Regions from separate parts of the Homo sapiens genome. Here region 2 is linked to region 1. A link is a loop called in an ENCODE intact Hi-C map of the cell type or tissue named here. Cell type or tissue: IMR-90. All regions are shown on one strand.

Evidence for each region. Peaks named below come from ENCODE experiments on the same cell type or tissue, not always from the same donor. Only the 100,000 strongest peaks of a DNase experiment are listed, where the experiment ranks them.
Region 2: it touches region 1 in a loop (2.3-fold over the local background); 2 of 110 quality-filtered maps call a loop at or near these places.

What each region holds. Positions count from the first base shown.
Region 1 is chr1:99,264,997-99,269,996 of GRCh38, reverse strand. All of the region lies in intron 1 of PLPPR4 (phospholipid phosphatase related 4), which reads right to left. Among named protein-coding and RNA genes, the nearest start is that of PLPPR4, 3.0 kb to the right of the region's middle. In IMR-90, no CTCF peak of the experiment used is centred here; a DNase peak (open chromatin) is centred at 3,086; H3K4me3 peaks cover 144 bases; H3K27ac peaks cover 881 bases.
Region 2 is chr1:99,443,363-99,448,362 of GRCh38, reverse strand. No RefSeq gene overlaps it. Among named protein-coding and RNA genes, the nearest start is that of LINC01708, 42 kb to the left of the region's middle. In IMR-90, no CTCF peak of the experiment used is centred here; a DNase peak (open chromatin) is centred at 2,782.

The DNA.
Region 1 (5,000 bases):
AAGGAATGAAAACTTTCTGAGTAATCTTAATTTTTTGAGATTAAAATATTCTGAATTGGAATGCTTCAGATACTGTAATTTTATGCTGAGTGGAGAGAGAGATGATATTCTTACTCCATGTGTATTTGTACATACCTATGCACAGAAGTGTGTGCATACATATGTGTCTTTGTGTGTTTTCTCGTATGAATAACAGGCAATTTCAAACTCTTTTCTCTATCTGTAGCCCTGTCAAAATATATTTGCATATAGGTCAAGCATAACTCTTCTGCCTTCATAAAATTAGCATCAGGTTTGTCATAAAAATGTTATATCATATAGCAGAATGTTTAAGTAAAAAGAATCCCTTTCCCATTTATTTCATGTTAGGAATTTATATTTTTTTAGGCTTAAAAAGGTAATTTGTCATTTGTTTACATTATATAGTGAATTGATCTTTGAGCAGGATGACTAATGAGAATAAAATTGTGAGCCTGAGCCCCAGAGGGACCACTGTAATTCTTTGCATAAAGGAAGTGCACTAGCCCCAGACAACCAGCCTTATCACATATAATATTGGGCTATGCCCAAATAATTATAAATCATTCTACTATAAAGACACATATACACATATGTTTATTGCAACACTGTTCACAGTAGCAAAGACTTGGAACCAACCTAAATGCCCATCAGTGATATTCTGGATAAAGAAAATGTGGCACACATTCACCATGGAATACTATGCAGCCATAAAAAAGGATGACTTCATGTCCTTTGCAGGGATATGGATGAAGCTGGAAACCATCATTCTCAGCAAACTAACACAAGAACAGAAAACCAAACACCAGATGTTCTCACTCATAAGTGGGAGCTGAACAATGAGAACACATGGACACAGGGAGGGGAACATCACACACCAGGGCCTGTGGGGGTTGGGGGGCTAGGGGATGGATAGTATTAGGAGAAATACCTAATATAGGTGGCAGGTTGATGGGTGCAGCAAACCACCATGGCACGTGTATACCTATGTAACAAAACTGCATGTTCTGCACATGTACCCCAGAACTTAAAGTATAATAATAAACAAAAAGTTTGAATACTCTTTTGTTAACTCTAGGTATACTGCTGGCTGCAATTGCCACTGTAAGTGATACAGCCATCACTTGCAGTGTACTTGGGAACTTTAAGGGCATGATAAACCTTTTCTCTAGTGGAACATTGCTTTTTACCTGCTTTTCTCTTTATCCTAATAAGGTGTGGGTATGCTTGTCTGAGAGTTCTTTTCACAACTTGACCTTTGTTTTCCCAGGCTGTACAGTGTAAAACTGAGTTAAGAAACTTGCTCATAAAATGAGGTGCAAAACTAAAAATCATCGTATTTTTCAAGTCACCATCTAATATTACTGTCAACCATAAGCCATTTCATTAGCAAGCAGCAGCATAAACCAAAAATGTAAGAAAAAAATAATTCTATCCCTAAATTCTATCCCTTCAACTAATGTGTGCTTTAACATCAGGTATCGTGGTGAACAAGGACAAGATTACTTGGTTTTAGTGGCTGAACACCAACACCTCAGCCTAATGCCCATTGGGGTATAATTAGAGATACCTTGACACTCTGCAAATGGGCTGCCAACATCTTTACTCCTTCCTTGCATCTATCCAGAGTTCTTGTTGAGGGGCACTAGCCACTAACTGATGAGCCAATGTGGGGAGTATGCACTGTCCTCCAACTCTTTGTGCTTGGACACTCCCAGTGGAGGAGGAACTGAGCTGAGGAAGCTGATCTGTTGCCAGAGAAAACTGTATCACCCTGTTTGTCAGTGTGCCCTTGCCTTACTACATCTTCCTTTTTTACCAGTGAGAAACAATAGAAAGTAACTTTGCCTATGTGAATGTTCTTTCAACAAGTTGAGAGAGATTGTTATTGCAGTGGTGAAGAGCGTGACCTTTGAGTTAATACCCAGCCCTGCCTCTAACTTTGCTTTATAAAATTGGGCAAGTTGTTTAACTTTTATGAGTTTCAGTTTCTTCTTCAAAACACAGATAATAATGGCCTCTTTCTTAAAGAGAAACTTTGAAGATTGAACAACATGGTGGATGTAAAGCATTTAGCTTTATTGTTAGTACATACTAAGTACTTTATAAATGGTTGTCATTATTCTTGTACAAACTGTAAATAGTACTTCACTCTCCCCATTTGTGTCAATTAATACAAGTCCATTTCAAGAAGCCTGTGGAGCCCAAACTATTTCTAGAAATTGGGGAGAAGATGACTTCTTCTCAACAATGGGAACTCTTAAGCTAGACCTTGTCAGGACTTGATCCCTTAAGTCCAAACTATAAGTAAAATAATTTATTTCAGGTCAAGAACAGTTATAAGAAAGGAAAGGAACTAACATATCTTGATTGCCTACCATATCTCAGTCATGATCCTTTAACCTCATAATATATTCAATATTCTAAGATGTAGGTATAATAATTTCTCTTATGTATGAATACAGGTGTATTTATATTTATATTATGTAAATTCTATTATATGTGAAGAAACTAAGGATGAGAGAAGTAACTTGGCCAGAATTATTCATGTAGTATCTGGCAAAGGCGGTGTTTGAACCAAGTCAATCTGTCTGCAAGGCCCAGGATTTTCCTAGAGCATGCTGCCATTTTCCTGACACAACTCAGTCCATCTTGATTTCAGCCCCCTCTGGCTCGAGTGTAAGTTTCCCTTCCCTCATTTTCCCAATTAAAGTTTCTTCACATCTCATACCTATCATGAATTAGTAATTTAAAACTTCTAAACTCCTTGAAAAAAGGCAAAGTGTAAGTTGCTCATGGTGTCACTGACTTGAGAACCAGGGACTGTTTTCTCCTGAGATCTGTTTTGTTAGCCTCTTCTTGTTACTTAAATTATGGTTTGAGTAACAGAGAAGGCTAAAAATATATGCTTTAGACTGATATGTGATGGAAGGAGATTCACTCATGTTTCACTTTTCCATCTTAATTTCTAAGGTCTTGGGAAACTATGCTGTAAAGCAAAGTGTCATTACTCTAGAGCATTTTACTAACATGCAAATTCCAGCTATGTTTATTCATCCTACGAAGGAGATGTAAATTTAGTGCATTCTCACCAGCTTCAAAATGAGTCATTTCAAAGGAGCGTGATAGTGCATGTGGTCAAACCCTTAAATAATTTTTATACTAATGCAGTCTCCCATTTTCTGGAGGCTCTTTAGTGGTTCATCATGCATTTAATTTTTAGGAAGATAATTTGCAATCCAATTGTGTGGCTCTGTCTTTGAAGTCTGTTAACCCCAAGATACAGTGTCATCAATGCTCATTTAAACTCCATGAATTGTGTTCAAGTAATTGTTCTACAGCTTGCCCTGCTAAGGAATTCATAGAGGGTATCTGAATAGGCCAAAGTAAAAGTAATGAATCTGGGCTATTTCCACTCATGGAAAAGAAGTAACAATTGTGAGATGTCTGTTCCTAAACACACAATTCAATTGCATTATGAGGCACTTGTACTTTTAAAATTCTTGCTTAAGGGACATGTACTCCGGTTAAAGATGCCTCAAAAGCGCCCACGTACATTCTGTAAAGGCACATCCTTAATTCTCTGGTTTGCCTCCTCTTTCATGAGGGCATTTTCCTTGAAGCCATATAGCTGCAACCCACATGTAGTCAGCTTCTAGCTGACCTCAGGTGTGTTCCTTCCTGGAGATGGAACTCAGCCATTAACTGATTTCTCCTAGACAAATGTCATTGATTCAGACACAAATGAAATCACTATAATACAAAACTACACGGATTAGCCATGCGACAAGTGGTCTGATGGATTGAACTTGAAGGCAGGTATCTCATCTTTCTATTCCTTCACCATTTTCATCATGGAATCTTCTGCTACCTACATTTTTCTTGAGAAAGCTCTTTATTATCTTTCAACAAAAATTACCTAAACCATGTTCCCAAAAATCTCTTGTGAAAAGAGAAAGGATAATAAATGGATTCATTATTTTAAATACATAGATTTTTTTTTCTTCTTTTCTATGGTTCATGAATGCAGGGGTCACCCATCATTTCTCTGAAAGTTATGCAAGTCACATACATCTTTCTTGAAACTGAAATTATTTAAAAAATCTATGACACTTCTACAAAACTTCCAAATATATTGTTACCTATAAGAACAGTCCGACAATGTCTCTTCTCCCAAGTTTCAAGGCAGTGACTATTCCTCAGGACAGATAAGCCTTACAATCATTGAATACAGAATCTACTGTTTGCACTTCGAAGGGCTAAACCTCCATATTTGGCTGAAAAGATGGCCAGAGAAGGATATTTATGATTCAGCAACAGTCTTATAATTCTCTATGCAACCCAGACTCTAACTAAACAGAATATAGTTTTGTGCCTAAAACCATCTGATTTCCCTAAATCTATGCAATACAACCCTTCAGTATCTGTAATTTAATAAACCTCTTGCTTAAAAATGTCTTCCTAATGCAATGGAGCACAGTACACGGAATCACTGTATCTGCCAATCTTTATAACACTCCTATGAATTGTTTCTCCCTCAAATACTGCATTTTGGTAAGTTAGAGGGTCATTACGGATACATCTGCATTTAATTGTTTATCTATAATACTGCTCAGCACAGTAAATACTCAGATACAAATCATGTAAAATCAGATGATGTCATAGATTTAAAATATTATATATAGTTATGTATACACACATATATAATATGTATTTTTTACTGTGGAAAGAGGCCAGTACATTGATGATTGATGTTTAGAGATGCAGATCCAATTTCAGAAGCGTATGTGAGCACCAAAATAATATAATAGGAGAAGGATTTGGGGGGGGGGGGCAGGAGCAATAAAAGCAATTAACAATATTTGTACTATGTAAACACCTTCAACCCTCATATGCCCTAGGCATAGCTGTGTGCACACGGAGTTCCCGACACGTACTCGGCAGGTTGAAGACACAAATCCCGAAATATGGGCATCATGGCC
Region 2 (5,000 bases), 180 kb before region 1:
TTCTTGAAGCTGCCTTAAGGTAGATTGGTTTAAAAGCCCAGTATGGTGCACTTTAAATGACAGCTCTGAAGGAGACCACTGTTTTCATTTATTGAGTCCCATCTATGCACTGTCAGGCACTGTGCCAGGCACTAGGGGTCCAGGAGTACAGGCTGACCTCCATCCTTACCCAGCCACAAGCTAGGTGTTTCTTCAAGAAAACAAACACAATTACAATGGTCTCTGTTGTGTTTTACATAAAGCTACATCATCAATTTTCAGTGTTTCTATTCACAGGATATGCAAACCCTGACCTTGTACAGAAAAACCTAAAATCTGTTGTACTGGGACATCAGACTTTTAATAAAACAAATATACTCATTTTCTGAAGTTTACTTAAGTCTGCCTCACTTAATTATTATGATCATCTTGATGATGATGACTCCCTTGGGTCACTCTGTATAGTTATCATGTTGGTTTTAACTCCTACATTATGAGTCAGCATTGCCACTATTTAAAACCCCTGGAAAATTCAGCCTTTTAATGTAGCCAAGGTGACATTTAAATAGAACAATTTTATTACAGTATAAATTTTGTTCATTGGCTTTATTTCCTAATATGAAACTATATTCCAAAAATTAGTTACTAGGAGCCTGTGCAATTAATTTTTGCTTATGAATTTAATAACTTTTAAAAATTAAATCTGAACACAGATATCTGTGTAGTTTAGTGGAGATGCTTAAGCAGTGGGCTTGTACCATAAGCCATAGTCTGCATGGGAAAGTGGTCAAATGTAGTCTGATCCATGTGCCATTTGAGGAAAATAATGTATCTGTACCATTTGTCTTTTACCTCTCAGCCCATAGTTGTTTTGTGCATATTTATAGTGTTACAGTGTAATGTTTTGATATAATATGAACCCGGGAAACCATCATCACAGTCAAGATAATGAACATTTCCATCACTCTCAAATGTTTCCTTATATCCTTTTATAATCCTTCCTCCCCAATCTCCTTGCCTTTATCTTCATCTTCAAGCAACAACTGATGTGCTTTTTTTCATTCTAGATAAGTGTTTTGCTTTTAGAATTTTATATAAATTGAATCATATAATATGTACTCTCATTGCTTGGCATCTTTCACTCTGCAGTTATTTTGAGATGCATCCATATTGCACGTGTATCAATAGTCTATTCTTTAGATTCTTTTGATTCTTGAGTTTTAGTCCATTATATGAATATACTGAAATTTGTTTATCCATTACCTATTGATGGAGGTTTGATTTGTTTCCAGTTTCTGGTTATTGTACGTAAAGTTGCTCTGAACATCATGCATAAGCCTGTGTACTTTCATTTCTCTTGGGTAAACATCTCGGAGAGGAAGGACTAGGTCATGTGGTAGGTGAGCTTTTAAAATATATTCGAGCTTTTAAAATAACGAGGAACTGTTTCCTAAAGTGGGTGTACCACTTTACATTCCCACCAGCAGTATATTTTCATATTGAGGTTCAAATATTTGGCCCCTGCTTTAGAAAATTCTAGATATCTGAAATGAGAAATTTAGACTCTGTTAGGAAATCTCTATCCGTTAAATGCACATTTATCTTACCAGACTAAAGCTTGCTGAAAAAAAAGTGAGGATATTCCTGTACCCCCAACACAACATGAGAAAGATTTTCTTGATGTCTTAATTTTTGGGCTTATGTGAATTGATCTGTATAAGGACATTTATGGAATATCTAACTATGCTTTCTTTTTTAACTTATTGAGAGATGAAAGAAGTGGATTTCCTCACATTTCTTTTCTTTGATGCTTCCTCAGGCATTCCTAAAGGGTATTCAACAGAGGAGGAGCATCAAAGTTGGCAATTAGTGTTTTGATCAAGCCAGCATGCCACATTTCATTATTCAGCTTGCATCAGATACGTTAACCTTTGAAAGGATTTTTTTTTCTACTTGAAGACCAAAGGATTTTCTTTCATATATAGTAATCTTACTCAACCAATAAGGTATTTTGTTGATGACTTTTTGTAAAGACCAATGAATAAGACACTTGACAAAGGTCAACAATAGTTGAGTGTCCAGGAAAACTCTTGGAACACTTCGATTCTGTGCTTCTCATCAAGCTTTCTCCAGCGCCTAGAACAGTGCTTGACATACAGTAGGACTTCAGAAGCTAGTTACTGAAGGAATACTATAAATATATGAGAGTCCTTGTATCATATTCTTGTCTTCTGTCCCTAAAACAAAGATATATCTTTGTTTTTAAAAAATAGAGCACCTTTCATTTCCATGTTTGCCGAAAACATTTGTTTTAAAATACTAAGAATAGAGAGAACTTAATTTATTGACATGGAGCTATATGACAATACTGTTTGAGCTTGTTGCATGAACACTGGATCTCATTTTTGATATGGTCAGAAATAATGTATTCCCTTTTCCTCCATTAAAAAAAAATAACAGACAAGCGAAAAATGATCACCCAAGTTTCTTTCTGAATGTTCAGTGAGCACACTGGGAATGACCGCAAGAAACACTTCAGAGAAAAACAATTGTGAGGGTTGTCATTTCTGGTAATACTGTGAGATAAAGACTGTAATGGAAATCTAAGCCCAAAGGACAACAAATTTAATTTTCTCTGTTGTTTTTATAAGCCTTGAATGTAATAATAGTTTTAGTTAGGTTCCCCCACCCCCTTCCTCTAAGTTTTAAATAGACTACAAAGAGAGGAAAGCCTATTATTTGGTCATCTTAATGTGTCCAGTACTTTTGTTTATGCTAAATATTACAGTAGATGCCAAGAAGAACATCTGCTCTTAAAAATTGCCAACATTCCTAAGATTGTAGAGCAGTAAAGTACAGTAGAATTTTCACTCAACAGTGAACCACCCACACAGTTTTTTTCAAGCATATGTCTTATAATAAAAATTCTCAGAATATAATTGTTCATGAGAGCTTCTAAAATAAAACAAATTGACATTATATATTTGTGAATTACTGTGTTTTGAGATTCTACACCATAATTTCATAAATTAAACTCTTGTCCAAAATATTATCAGATTATATAGGAACAATATTTCAAACTCTTTCTCTAGCAAAAATTCCCATGGTAATTACATAAGTTTTAACAGTTCAGCCAAGTTTCTTTACTTTCTCATATCTCTTGAAAAATGGTGTAACTCTACTTGTATAGGTAGCTATATATGTAAAATGATAAGATGATTTTCCTCTTCTATCTCTGTCTTTTATATTTTCTAGAATGCTAGTGCATACAACTGAAAAGGAAGTAAAACTGAAAAGGAGTATGATTTCTGTATAAATGCTTTTTTTGAAGAGATAGTATTCGAAATAATTTTTAGAAAGATTTTTTTTAGCTTGATAAGTTTATTTAAATAGTCATGGGCAAAGACTTCATGACTAAAACACGAAAAGCAATGGCAACAAAAGCCAAAATTGACAAATCAGATCGAATTAAACTAAAGAGCTTCTGCGTAGCCAAAGAAACTATCATCAGAGTGAACAGGCAACCTACAGAATGGGAGAATATTTTTGCAATCTACCCATCTGACAAAGGGCTAATATCCGGAATCTACAAAGAATTTAAATTTACAAGAAAAAAAAACCTCCAAAAAGTGGGAGAAGGATATGAACAGACACCTCTCAAAAGAAGACATTTATGTGGCCAAAAAATATGGAAAAAAGCTCATCATCATTGGTCATTAGAGAAATGCAAATCAAAACCACAATGAGATACCATCTCATACCAGTTAGAATGGCAATCATTAAAAAGTTAGGAAACAACAGATGCTGGAGAGGATGTGGAGAAATAGGAATGCTTTTACACTGTTGGTGGGAGTGTAAATTTGTTCAACCATTGTGAAAGACAGTGTGGCGATTTCTCAAGGATCTAGAACCAGAAATACCATTTGACCCAGCAATCCCATTAGCGAGTATACACTCAAAGGATTATAAATCATTCTACTGTAAAGACACATGCACACATGTTTATAGCAGCGCTGTTCACAATAGCAAAGACTTGGAACCAACCCAAATGCCCCTCAATGATAAAGAAAATATTGCACATACACCATGGAATACTATGTGGCCATAAAAAAGGATGAGTTCATGTCCTTTGCAAGGACATGGATGAAGCTGGAAACCATAATTCTCAGCAAACTAACACAGGAACAGAATCCCAGCACTTCGGCAGGCCGAGTAAGGCGGGTTGCTTGAGCTCAGAAGTTTGAGACCAGCCTGGGAAACTTGATAAAACCCCATCTCTACAAAAGATACAAAAATTAGCAGGGCATGGTAGCATGCACCTGTAGTCCCAGCTAATTGGGAGGCTGAAGTGGAAGGATGGCTTGAGCCTGGGAGGTTGAGGCTGCAGTGAGCCGTGATTGTGCCACTGAGAGTCTTGCTCTGTCACCCAGGCCGAAGTTGTACTTCGGCCTGGGTGACAGAGCAAGACCCAGTTTCAAAAATAAATAAATAAAGAAGAAAGAAAAAAGAAAAGAAAACAGAAAAACAAATCAAAAGAACAACAAAAAATGTATAAAAGTCTATAGATCCCTAGGGGCACATGGTTCTGTCTTTTGTTCCGCTTACTATGACTCAAAGATAGTTCTTGGATTTCTAATCCAGCTATGTTTCTGTTTTTTTCCTAACAACAAGGTTGAATGCATAAAATATTCTTGAAAATATATTTTAAGATTTCAAACACAATTAGAATATTTGACTAAATGAAATCTCTCTTTCTCTTCTTAAGTTGATTGATGTCAATATTTATATTTATTTGTTTTCCTGGTCTTTAAACTACCCACACTAGTATTTCTTATAAATCAGTTATGAATAACTTTATTAGTCACTTTAGCATCAACTATTTATGAATAAGTAAGAGAGTATCTAGCATGAAAAGTCATAAAGTTATAATTTAAATGGTAAAATGTGTGCTTTGGTTTGCCATCTTGAATTAAAATGGCTGTTCGTAAAAGTTTTCAAATGGGCAATAACAGTTTTCTGTT